Linked DNA regions of Homo sapiens: region 1 is linked to region 2. Evidence: chromatin contacts called from ENCODE Hi-C data. All regions are on one chromosome and are shown on one strand. Each heading gives the region's core, a stretch centred on a gene start or an enhancer-like site at or near the end of the contact. The rest is flanking DNA. Distances are from core to core; before and after follow the strand shown. Region 1 holds the start of NUP153 (nucleoporin 153). Region 2 holds the start of MCUR1 (mitochondrial calcium uniporter regulator 1).

What was found. Hi-C counts contacts between places; a loop is a spot of excess contacts on that map. Pooled maps may share reads with other maps.
Region 1: a pooled map shows a loop between it and region 2 (18-fold over the local background). The contact joins the promoter of NUP153 here to the promoter of MCUR1 in region 2. A Hi-C loop is called at or near these places in 2 of 37 single-sample maps with no recorded cell type and 11 of 50 pooled maps.

The regions. Positions count from the first base shown.
Region 1 is chr6:17,702,877-17,709,714 of GRCh38, reverse strand. NUP153 (nucleoporin 153) reads left to right here and starts at 2,790. Exons shown (of 22, transcript NM_005124.4): 1 at 2,790-3,438. The coding sequence starts at 3,328. It overlaps NUP153-AS1 (NUP153 antisense RNA 1), which reads right to left and starts at 2,672. Exons shown (of 3, transcript NR_134618.1): 1 at 2,587-2,672; 2 at 2,089-2,321. RefSeq lists enhancers at 2,599-2,868, 2,678-3,372 and silencers at 2,959-3,468, 4,800-4,959, 5,476-5,645.
Region 2 is chr6:13,810,302-13,816,564 of GRCh38, reverse strand. MCUR1 (mitochondrial calcium uniporter regulator 1) reads left to right here and starts at 2,008. Exons shown (of 9, transcript NM_001031713.4): 1 at 2,008-2,550. The coding sequence starts at 2,136. LOC107986571 (a long non-coding RNA gene) reads right to left here and starts at 2,755. Exons shown (of 2, transcript XR_001743986.3): 1 at 2,476-2,755. RefSeq lists an enhancer at 1,541-1,640 and silencers at 1,801-2,070, 2,151-2,820.

The sequences.
Region 1 (6,838 bases), core at 1,541-4,040, 3.9 Mb before region 2:
TTATTCCTTCTCTGCTCTCAAGCCTGGCACGGCTTCCAATGACTCAATCACATGAATGTGAGATTAATGCATTATAGTTCCCTCAAATACTATTTTACTTCCAAGAAATAAAATAATTGTGGAAATGGGTAAAAAGTTGAGAGCATGGGTAAAAGGAATGTGGATTTTCCCATATCTCCTCAAGTTCTACCAATCTTCTATTTCTGAAGCATTGTCTACATTTGGCCCAATTCTTTCGCGTCTCTCTTCCTTTCAAAGGTTGGCTGTGAAGGGTGTCCAGCACATCAAAGAATAGCCTCCAAGAAAGGGGTGAGCTTTGATTCCAGTCAGTCCTCTGTTCTGTGGTGGAAACTCTGGGTCTCATAGAGTGAAGAGGGCAGATGGGATGTGGCTATGGTTTAATCTCCTCTACGTATAACCCAATTAAAGATTCAGGTACAGATCTTCCCTATGAGTTAGCTTATCGTGAATTACTTTACTTGGCTGTCAAATATCTAGCTATGGATTTGTGGAAGAATAGGATTTCTGCATAGGAGGAAGATAGCACCTGAGGGAAACAACTGTCTTTAAGAAAGATGAAGTGCTTCAGGAGGAAGAGGGGGCATACCTGGAGAATTTAGTGGGAAGTTAGTGGTGGGAGGAGGCATGAAGCTAGGATGAGACAGCGGAAAATAGATTAATTTTGTTTATCATATTTGGCAACTTGTCTTGATCTTGATGGTTATGGTCAGAGGTGCCACTGAAAGCCATTGATGTGTACACCTATGCTTGGTATAGCATAGTTTCTTTAGGCGCTGAAAGGTACAAGTTCAAAGGTACTAGAAGACTGGCTTTACAATTTCACTTGTATGATTTAAACAATGAACCTGAATTGTGCAGTTTGATTGTGGAGATAGTATAAATGTCTTGGAACTAATTATTTATATCTGATTGATGGTTGATATTGGATGCTTTCTATCTAAGCAGTTACTATGAACTAGATATACATTAATCCTTTCACCAGACCACTACCCTGTGAGGTCAATATTCGCTCTATTTGCTGATGAAAAAAACGAAGCTTAGAAACAGGATCAGTGGGCTGGGCGCGGTGGCTCACGCCTGTAATCCCAGCACTTTGGGAGGCCGTGGGCAGATCACCTGAGATTGAGAGTTCGAGACCAGCCTGACCAACATGGAGAAACCCCATCTCTAGTAAAAATACAAAATTAGCCGGCCGTCGTGGCACATGCCTGTAATCCCAGCTACTCGGGAGGCTGAGGCAGGAGAATCGCTTGAACCCAGGAGGTGGAGGTTGCTGAGATTGCGCCATTGCACTCCAGCCTGGGCAAAACAAGAGGAAAAAACTTCGTCTCAAAAAAAAAAAAAAAAGAAAGAAACAGGATCAGTAACTTCCCCAAGGCTACACAGCTAGTAAGTGGGAGATTTATAGTAAATAGGCTGGGCGTGGCGGCTCACACGGGTAATCCCAGCACTTTGGGAGGCCAAGGCGGGTGGATCACTTGAGGTCAGGAGTTCAAGGCCAGCCTGGCCAACATGGCGAAACCCCATCTCTACTAAAAATACACAAATCAGCTGGGCGTGGTGGTGCACGCCTGTAGTCCCAGCTACTTAGGAAGCCGAGGCAGGAGAATAGCTTGAACCTGGGAGGCAAAGGGTGCAGTGAGCCAAGATCGCGCCACTGCACTCCAGCCTGGGCGACAGGGCAAGACTCTGTCTCTCAGAAAAAAAGAAAGAAAGAAAGAAAGAAAAAAAAAGATTTATAGTAAGTCTAAGATTTTTCACAACATATTTTTCCTCCCTAATCATTTGGCTATTTGTCTTTAGCTCTTACAGAAAAGTTGGGTTATAGTCCTGGCTTTGATTACCCATCTCAGTGTCATTGATTGTGCCACCTAAATTTCTCTGGACATCTTGTCTGGTTGGTTGAATGAGAGGGTTGGACTATGTGATCACCAGGACCTTTCTAATCGTCAACTCCTAGAATATACATTTTGTGGATTCAGTCTTTGAGTCTAGCTCACTTACTCAGTTTCCTAAATATTTGGAGCAAATATAGTATACTTTTATTGTTAAGGATATATCACTTACCCCTAATGTTAGCTGACTGCATGGGTTATAATTGTAATCATTCATCGCATTTTTCGTCTATTAGCAAATATACATGCTCTCCATAGATGATCACGTCTGCTCCTCACAACAGCTTTATAAGGTGGATTTTAAAGCTCCCATTTTATGGAGGAGGAAGCTAAGGCTCAGACGGTTTTGATTCATCCAAGGTCAAATAGGTTGGGTGGCAGAACCAGAATTCCAGCCCCGTGTGTCTGCAACAAAACCTTTATATGTTTAAAGAAACATTAATGAAGCCGTATATATTTTCTAATTCTAAGGATCATGGACTTTATTTTTCAACCACAGATTTTTTTTTCCTCCTTCTTAAATCATTAGCTCTTGTCTTTGATTTTACTGTCTGCTTACTTCCTGCCTACTTAACCAACCGACAGGGAGAAGGAGAATGGGAAGAGGTTACTGTTTTTATGTTAAGTGTCTTTTCAAAGTCTAATTTACAGCCAAGAACAGCAAAAGTACCCCTTGGCTTTGTGCCTCTGCGGCGCCCCGGAGATCTCCTTCCCCGTCCCTCTTCCTTTCCGAGAAGCCGCGTTCCGTTGTTGAACTACGTTTCCCAGCGTGCCGCGCGGCCGAGAGCGTGGACTCGACCAGCCCTTCCTCTTTGCCTATCAGCTCGTCGCAGCATGATGATGCAAATGCGTCGGGCGCCGATGAGTGACGACATTCTGGCTCGCGACCGCGGCAGCCGCCTTAGCAGGGGTAATAGGCGCAACGGCGGCGGAGGCTGCAGGGACGACGACGACGACGGCGGCGGGGCGGGCGCTGTGCGCACAGGGGAGGGGTAGGCGGGCGTCGCCAGCGGCTTCAACTGCGGCAGCTACGGCTAGGGCGACGGAAGAACTCCCACCAGTCGGCGGTCGAGTTAGGCCTCAGCACCGCGGGGAACTGTTCGTGCTGTCCTCTGCGGGAGATCTCCATAGAGACCGTGACACACACAGAGGCGGGGGTCCGCAGAGGCGGCCGGACCGGAGCCTCCTCGGCCTCTGCGGCCGCCACCCCCTTCCCCGCTGCCAGCACTCACCCTCTCTCCGCTCCTGCTCGCAACCTCGCGGTTCCTGGGGTGCTTGTGCCCACTGTGTGGACAGCGCGGGCGGACTTTTGGGCCGGGGCCGGGCGGCGGGGGAGGCTCTCTAAGGCCTCCGCCTCTGCCTCTCCCGCCCCCTTACCCGCCCCGGAGCGGGAAGCGGCGGAGGCTCCGCCATGGCCTCGGGAGCCGGAGGAGTCGGAGGGGGCGGTGGCGGCAAGATCCGGACGCGGCGTTGCCACCAGGGGCCAATTAAGCCTTACCAGCAGGGGCGACAACAGCATCAGGTATGGGACCCCGACGCCGCGGTGGCCTGGCGGGTGGGGAAACTCGGCTGGAGGGGACGGGCGGTTCGAGGCCCCGGCGCCCCACGTGGAGCAGACAGGAGGGCCTGAGGAAAGGCCCGAGTGAGGCTCCGGGGGAGCTCAGGCCGTTGGGGGTGGCGACGGGAAGTGGGCTGAGACAGGCCCAGCCTTGCGGCGCACACGTGTGGTTTGGGCCGCCTTTCCCCCAACTCTCTGGGTCAGGGGCTTTCCCAGGCAGGCTCTGGGCGGGAAAAGAAATTGTAGGCCCATGATGCGCGCGTTTCTTTATTTTTTGGCGGGGATTTGGAATTTGAGGGTATTACTCATGTTCTCTCGAGGGAGAAAGGAAAAGATGTGGTTGATGGCCCTTATACTTGCTGTTTTCTGGTGTCCCTTCTTTAGTGTGTTTGAGGAGGGGGGGCTGCCCCTTGGAATCTTAACTCTGGGGCAGACGGGGAGTTGTGGGGGGCGCTGTTACATGGAAAGTGGAATAACTTAGTCTCAGCCTATGAGTTAATTCTCGGTTTCCCCTGCCTGTGGCCCTCCTCGTCTTGAGAGCATTGGCTTAGATTTTATTAACCAGGTTATAGTTAACCGTGGCACTGGGGCATTTTGAAAGTCCCTCTCCACCCTTACGTCTTTTCTCTGCTGCGCGACTCCCCTCCCCCCCCCCAACACCGCCACCCCCGCCTTTATTTTGGAGGCTGGAATTGGCCATTCTCCACAGTTGACCGGGACTCCAGCTCTGATCTCATACACAAAATATTTTAATATTATGAGGCGTATTCTAGAAGTATAGTTACTTTTGACACTCCAGGAATGTTGGTGGTCTTATAGTTTAGCCACTGTATGAACTCCTGGATGTTTAAAATTATAAAAAAGGATTATCCTAATTGTAAATGAGATAGTTGATTCTGAGAAAATTCCATTTTTAAAATATTGATTGTTAGAAGTATTGAATAGGAAAATGTTAACTTATTTTAATAAAGCCACTTATCAGTGATACTGAGGTGGGAAGTGTGTGTCTTAAATTTGTTGAAAAACAAAAGTGTAGCAAAAGGATCTGATAACTTGTTGCCTACTGTTAAAGGTAGACTTCCTAGATTACTTTATTCTGGATGCTAATAAAGATTACACACTTTCACATGGTTGATGTTGTTAAATTGTGTCATTATCAACAGATTTTTAAAAGTAAAGATTTGGGTCGGGCGCGTTGGCTCACGCCTGTAATCCCAGCACTTTGGGAGGCCGAGGCGGGTGGATCACCGAGGTCAGGAGATCCAGACCATCCAGAGACGGTGAAACCCCGTCCCTACTAACAAATACAAAAAATTAGCCGGGCGTGGTGGCAGGCGCCTGTAGTCCCAGCTACTTGGGAGGCTGAGGCAGGAGAATGGCTTGAACCCGGGAGGCGGAGCTTGCCGTGAGCAGAGATCTTGCCCCTGCACTCCAGCCTGGGCGACAGAGCGAGACTCTTGTCTCGAAGAAAAAAAAAAAAAGTAAAGATTTGAGGAATTTTTTTTTTTTTGTCTTCTAGTTTTCTTAAATGTTTTTTATTTTGAGGGAAATGTTTGAGTAGTAAAAATTGTGGTTCAGGTATTTTCAGTCGTTCTCTACTGATGGTTAGGTTTGGCACTGTTACTACTCCCACCAGTTTTCCCCCAGATATGTACATAAAGTGCTTAGTTTTCAAATTTGTGAAGAAAAGGGGTATTTGCGAGCAGATTTAAGATTAGAATTCAGGTCACAAGCCTGGCCATTTAACCTAATCCGTCTGTAGAATGGAAGTTACACATGCATGCTTTCTTTTCTCCTATGAATGCCTTTGAGTGCTTAGATTTTCTTGTATGACATGTAGAAAAATGACTTGTTTTAAATATAGGTCATTGGATGGTCTGAATAGAGGTTAGAAGGGAATTAATATTTTCCAGATGTCTGAAGTTATCACAGCTTTTTTTTTTTTTTTTGAGACGGAGTCTCGCTCTGTCACCCAGGCTGGAGTGCAGTGGCGCGATCTTGGCTCACTGCAAGCTCCGCCTCCCGGGTTAATGCCATTCTCCTGCCTCAGCCTCCAGAGTAGCTGGAACTACAGGCGCCCGCCACCACGCCCAGCTAATTTTTTGTATTTTTAGTAGAGACGGGGTTTCACCATGTTAGCCAGGACGATCTCGATCTCCTGACCTCGTGATCTCCCCGCTTCGGCCTCCCGAAGTGCTGGGATTACAGGCGTGAGCCACCGCGCCCGGCCCCTGATCACAGCTTAAATGTACTTAGATAAAATAAAAATCTAATTTTGGGGAGATGATGTCTTAACAGCATAACACCTATGATCCAAGGTGTCTTAGAGTTGATACGACTTCAGGCTGTGTAGTTTTGTTTTAAATCTTGATAATTTATCATTGCCCCTTATCTAAAATACTTTTGCTTCTTGTCCTATTTAATTAAAAAAGAAAACATATTTTAGCTTTTGAATTGGGAAGTAAAGGTATTTAGGGGTTTCTTGATCAACACTGTAGGTGCTATTTAATATTGGCAGAAACTACCACTACCCAAGGAAAGTATTCAGGTATATTCAAAAGAATACTCTCCTTTTTTTTTTTTTTAATCTTAAAAATAAGGACTTTCTTTAGTCCTTATTGAGGCTTTGGTGGACATAGGGTCTACCCACTTGCTGTTTATTATCCTAGGCTGTCAACTGGATGTTTTGCAGAAGCTGCTGAGTCATCATGAAGCAAGCTTCATGACATGGCATGTTTTATACTAATGTTATTTGATTAAGTGTCCAAGGGTTTCTGGGCAAAAATTAAGCTTTTGGTAGTATAGCAGAAAGTTGGAGTAAGAAACAATGAGAGGTCTGGCGCTGTTAGTTAATGGATGTTTGCCAGTGCCTGTCAGGGCAACTTGGCTAGTACAGTCACCCAGTACCTATGACTTCTGCATGTGTTCATTTGACTTGTAATTTCCTGTTTTGACTTCTGGGTTTAGCTCTCCTGGGAAATGCTGTAAGTTTACTACTTTCCTTCTTTAACTTATTTTTTTTTTAATTTTTTTTTTTTTTTTTGAGATGGAGTCTCGTTCTGTGGCCCAGGCTGGAGTGCAGTGGCTCGATCTTGGCTCACTGCAACCTTTGCCTCCTGGGTTCATTCCATTCTCTTGCCTCAGCCTCCCAAGTAGTTGGGATTACAGGCATGCGCCACCACGCCCGGCTAATTTTTGTATTTTTAGAGACGGGATTTCGCCATGTTGGTCAGGCTGGTCTCAAACTCCTGACCTCAGGTGATCCACCCGCCACAGCCTCCCAAAAGTGCTGGTATTACAGGCGTGAGCCACCGCGCCCGGCCCAAATTCTGATCTTTAAAATGTCATCTTGCATGAAGTTGTG
Region 2 (6,263 bases), core at 759-3,258:
AACTATAAGCAAAGCAAATGGCCATTAATAGAATGGATGACCGCTTGTGGTATGGTCATACAATGGAATACTATTCAACAATTAAAAGCAACTAATTACTGATACAACAGCATGGATGAATCTCATTGATATTGAAGTCAGACGCAAAGCAGAAGAAAGACACAAGGCAATGCATATTGTAGGTCTCCATTTACATGAAGTTCAAAAAAAGACAAAACTAATCTATGGTCATTGAAATTTGAAAATAGTTGGCCGGGCGCGGTGGCTCACGCCTGTAATCCTAGCACGTTGGGAGGCCGAGGCGGGCAGATCACAAGGTGAGGAGTTCGAGACCAGCTTGGCCAATATGGTGAAACCCCGTCTCTACTAAAAATACAAAAATTAGCCAGGCGTGGTGGCAGACACCTGTAATCCCAGCTACTCAGGAGGCTGAGGCAGGAGAATTGCTTGAACCCGGGAGGCAGAGGACACAGTGAGCTGAGACTGCACCACTGCACTCCAGCCTGGGTGACAGAGCAAGACTCCGTCTCAAAAAAAAAAAGAGAAAATAGTTGCCTTGGGGTGGTGGTGGATTGTCTGGAAAACTGGCACAAAATAACTTTCTGGAGCAATGAAAATGTTCTAGATCTTGACTGGGTGGTATATACAACTGCTAAATGTCATCAAGTTGCTAAATGACATTTATCAACTGCTAAATGTCACCTAAGTCTGTGGAATTTACTGTATGCAAATTATACCTCAATTTTTAAAAATTACAAAGGACTAACATTAAAGTTTGTGCCACAGTTTAATCGTTCCTCTAATGTTGTGCACTATTTTCCCATTTTTTCACAATCACAAATTATGATACAATGACTATCTTTTGTGCATATGTGAAATTACCAATATTAAGCATTTTGACCCATAAAAATGACAAGTTTGTATAGTCAAACCTAGTAGATATTTAATATTTTGGATTATTCCCATTATCCCCATTTTTAGTTAGGTGACTTGAGAAAAGTTTACAAATTTTTGTTGATACTCATTGCTAAACTGCTTTTTCTACCAATTTTATAAATGTATACTCCTTTTACAAAAGTGTCTTAGGTTGGTGCAAAAGTAATTGCGGTTTTTGCCATTACTTGCAATGGCAAAAGCCGCAACTACTTTTGCACCAACCTATGACTTGAATCCTGTTTTTCAGTTCTTCAAATTTTGATAGACACTTATCTTGCACATCCATATGCACGCTCCTCTCTTCCCAGCACTTTGTACATCTCTCATGGCTCATAACACATTCTTCCATCACGTATGTGTACACATATGGCTGTATAGGAAAACAGCTTCTGGAGGATAAGAACAATTTGTTTTGCGGTTTTTTATTTTTAATAAAATCTCCTAGCTTGGTGCCTTATGCATTTCATTTATTTATTCAACTAACATCTTCCAAATTCACATAAGGGACCAGTTATCTGTGAATGGTGTAACAGGCCTTCAAAAAGTCCACGAAACTAAACATTACCAGTTTCAAATATACCCGACAGGTCTCATTTTAACATTCATGCCCCACGTTTTAAGTTCCCAGATTGCTACCTTCCCATGTTTTTGGTGCTCTAATCTGGAAACAAAAACTCTGAAAATTTAGTTTTGAATGTATTATGTGAGGGCCTTTCCCTGGGCCCTGCTAATAATTCCTTAAAATGCTCCCCAGAACCACATGTTTGGGGACTTAGGATAATCAGTGAAATCTAGGGCAGCCTGTCGGTCTGAGACTTTTCACAGGACTCTGAAGGGCACCGGGGTAATTCCTTTTTAAGGACAGCAGTGCAGTGAAAATGCAAATCGTGACAGCAACAAGCTCCTTCCAGTTCCGGAGTGCCCGCAGGCTCCTCCCGGTCGCCGCCGTCGCCTAGCGAATGGGGTGGGGGCTCGCACGGTCCCCGCATCTCGGAGCGCCACGGCGGGCTCCTGCCGCCCCGCCCCACCCCACCCCCGGCGCGCGTCCCGAGCCCCGCCCGCGCGCCCGGCAGGAAAGGGCGGTCCTGCGCTGTGGCCCACGCTCGCTCCCGCTGTCGGACTCTGGGCCTGGACCGCGCGTGGCCGGCGCCAAAAGCGAGAGGCATGAGCGCGCGCCCGGGCCAGTGAACTGCTCGGGGATGGACTGCGGCTCGGTCGGCGGCCAGAGGACCCAGCGCCTGCCCGGCCGCCAGCGGCTTCTCTTCTTGCCCGTGGGCCTCAGCGGAAGACCGGGCGGCAGCGAAACCTCAGCACGCCGCTGCCTCTCTGCGCTCTCCGACGGTCTGGGGGCGCTGCGCCCTCGCGCCCCGGCGGCCCGCGGCGGCGTGTCACGTGCCTCACCGCTGCTCCTCCTCCTGCTAGTGCCCTCCCCGCGCTTGGCCGCCGCAGCCCCGCGCCGGCAGCTCGGGGACTGGGAGCGCTCGCGCCTCGGGTATGCCGCACCCCCGGCCGGGCGCAGCAGCGCGTGGAGGTGCTCACCGGGCGTCGCCGCTGCCGCCGGCGCCCTTCCCCAGTACCACGGCCCGGCGCCTGCACTCGTTTCCTGCAGGAGAGGTGAGGCCCGGGCGGGAGAGGAGAGGGGGCTCGTCTCGCGGGGTTGGACGGCGGGGCGGGGATCTCAGCTACAGCCTCCCCGAGGAAAGGCCCGGCAGGCCGGAGGGCGGGTCCTCCAAGGCCACCGGCATCTGCCCGGAGCGTGGGTCGAAGGTCCGGGCCCGCCCTGCTCGGCCGCGGTGGCGGGGCTTAGCCCAGAAGAGACGAATTCCTGGGAATCCCGGGCGCTAAAGTTGGAGGGAGGTGCGTGCTGGGGCGGGGAGTTGGTGCCCGCCCACTCCTAGGGTCTGCTTTTGGGCGCCGCCTTCCAGGAGTTCTGTTTGGCAGCGCCCAGCCTGTTGGGCGTTCAAGGGGAAGGGGTGTGTATGTTTGAGCAGCAAAGCTCTGGGAAATGAAGGGATTGCTTTACAGTTTGATTTCAAATTCTGATGGAATCATTAATTCGTGGAGTCCTAGCGTCTGCCCTGTCCCTGGCGCTTTTCTAGATGTGTGAGATATATCAGTCCACAAAATCTTCCCTCTGGAGCTTAATTCTAGCAGAGCAGACGCAGTAAATATGTGTGTGTGGATATACGTATGCATAATTGATGTATATATAATTTATATATACAAATAATTTTTATATATTCGTAATTCGATGCCTGGTATAGAAAAATAGGATAAGGCTTGGGAAGTGGAATGGGTCTCCAGTTGTGAATTTAAATAGGGTGATCAGAATCGATTTCATTGAGAAGGTAGCATTTAATTAGAGTCATGCATCTCTTCAGGACAGTCGCCTACTGAGAAATGAGTCATTAGGCGACTTCTTCCTTGTGTGAATATTGTAGAGTGTGCTTACACAAACCTGGATGCTACAGCCTACTACACACCTAGACTATCAGGTAGAGGCTAGTGCTCCTAGGCTACAAACCTGAACAGCATGTTACCGTACTGAATACTAGAGGCAATCTGAACACAATGGTATTTGCGCATCTAAATGTAGAAAAGGTAGAGTAAAAATATGTATTATAGTCTCATAGACCACTGTCGTGTGTGCCCCTCTGTCCTGGGCTGAAAGGTAGTTGTGGGGCTCATGACTATTTAAAGGAGGTGAGAGAGATCACTGCCCTGGAGATGAGGAAAGTAAATAGAATCAATTTATTAGATAGCATATTGTTGATTAAAGAAAAAAATCATTTCTGATAATCAACAGACTTGGCAAAATTATCACTTTGGGCAGTCTATACATATTCATTAGTAGCCATCACTAACTACACATTTTTCATATTTTCTTCAACAGATAGGCCCACTAAATGTTGACCATATCTATAATTTAAGAATATCATTGGCTGGGGTAAAAACTGATTAGTAGAGCAATAAAGTGAAGGAAACTTTATATACAGAGAGTGGGGAATGAGTAGTGAACTCGGTGTCACTGTCCTTCAGTAATTAGGAGTCGGAGATGAGTTTGGTCTTTATTCTGTATTTTGCCTTTTGTTGCGCTTTTTCTGACAAGCTAGTAATTTCCAATTTGTTTTTCTCTCAATGCAAGAGTATAGGGCAAAAAGAGAGTGTTCTTTCTCACGGATTTGCTGACCAATCGGTAAGGTGGTACTGTTGTTTTAGTGTCAGCTATCTCATTCTTCAGTCATCATAAAAAATGAGTATGGATGCATAAAAACAGAAGAGAGCAGAGACACAGTTAAGGAAGCATGTATGCCCATTAACCAGCCAATGAGCGTTTCCCAACCATTTGTTTGCTTGGTGCCTGAGGTTCTCGGTTGAGCTACTTAAGGATGTCATGAGTAGGAAGTTTGTATTTGGTTTCCTCATCCTGTCCAAGGCTACCTTTGGGCCTCTATTGTAATTGTGGGTTTTTAATATTCTCTTGATATGCTGAAGGTCCCCAGAAAGGGGAATTGCATGTTACACGTTGACACAGCTCAGTTGGCTCGCTTCCTTATGATCAGTGAGGAGTCTGGGAGTTGGCGGTGTCCTCAGGTACTGCCCTTTGACAGAAGGCCAAGAGGGCATTTCCTTCCCTCATCAGGGGTTGGAGTGACCAATGGAAAGTGGCCAGCCCTTCTGTCGACCTTTCAGAGGCAGGATTTCTTGGAAATAAGCTTGCTGTTTCTGGTTCCAATCTTTTTGAAAAAGAACAACAATAACAAAAAAACTGTAGTATCCAAATTGGCGTTACAAAGTAGTCATGTGATTGTTTTGTTTATGTGGGGGTGGGGGTGAGGAGGTTATGTTTTAAATACATGAATGATTATTTTCTTACTAGAAACAAGGAATTTAGGTCTAGAGTAACCCTGTCACTCTTCACAAGTCATTCCAGACTCAGGTGTTTTCGAGCTCCCTGACACATGGGGCAGTCCAGTAGAGTTCTGGGGCAGGTGAGGTGGTCCTTAGGAGGTCCCCTGGAGAAGTGCTTTCATTCCTTCACTCCCACTGTTTCTCAGGCTAGGTCTCTTCTGTGTTGGGCAGACATCCTGGGTCTCTTCTCATGGAGGCCAGTTTTAGTCTCAGGACTGGAAATAAACTAAAAAAGAGGTACCAGATTTAAGTGAGCTCGTTTATGTGAAAAGGGAAGAACTGAGGAGAAAGGAATTCATCTCAAATTTTCCCTCTAGACAGTTTCATAATCCAGATTGTAGAAGTCATTACAGTTCAATTACCAAAAAAAAAAAATTATTCCTAGCCTGCTGTATGCCAGGCCCCTTGCCAGATGCTAAAGATAAAAAATGAGCAAGACTGGCTGCTCCTGGGCAGCTTGGACAAATAGATGATACAGATGAGGAAATAATGTAGTAAGTGCTACGATGAGCTATCTGTACTGAGCTGAGAACACAGGTATGGGCTCAATAAAGGTTGCTCCCTTAGCTGGGTGGAGGAAGCAGAGAGAACCATAAAGTGTAAAAAAGAAAATGCCACACCTGGAACATAATGTATACTCAGTAAATTGGCAATTTAATGAAGAAGGGTAAAAAGAATGCTTAAAGTTTAACGATTGGGAAAGGGGAGCAAGCCATGCTTAAGCATGCAATTGCAGGAAATAGAATAGCTTAGGTTGCTAGAAAGAAAGCTGAAAGGATAAGCGTGGTCATAAATAGCAAGGGCTTTGTATGCCAGGTCAAGGACCTCCTGTCATAGCACAGTGGTTCTTTGAATCTCAGGGCCCAGTTTTACCAACAAACACAAACACACATAAGTCATTGCACTTTATATTGTGTCAGTCTGCAAATGGTTCTTGATACAGATATGGATTATTGCATCTCTTGCACTCATCTGGATGCTTACAGTGACCACAGCTACCCTCCCCTTCCCAAGCTGTGAGTAGGCTGGGAACAACTCCCATAGGCTGCAGCAAAGCGTCACATTTGTAGGGTTCAGTCCATTTTTTTGTTTTGTTTACTCTCGATTTCATTATAGGGTAATCGGGGTGAAGGACTGAGAGTGGAAGCTGATCAGCTGGAGCATCTTTCTGGTCATTCAGAGGCCTGCTGGGGAAACCTTTGACCTTTGAGTTGGCAGGTGACCCTTCTTGCTCCTACCAGACTTCTACAACACCAGACCTCAGACTGGTGCCAGTTAACGGCAAAATTAGAAAAGTAATGACAAATATGTAGCAAGATTTTCATATACTAAGTTGATTAAATGGAAGTTCTTTTGATTGTTCATCTTTTTTTTTCTTTTGGTGTCATAATGTCTTTTTTAGTACAATATTTAAT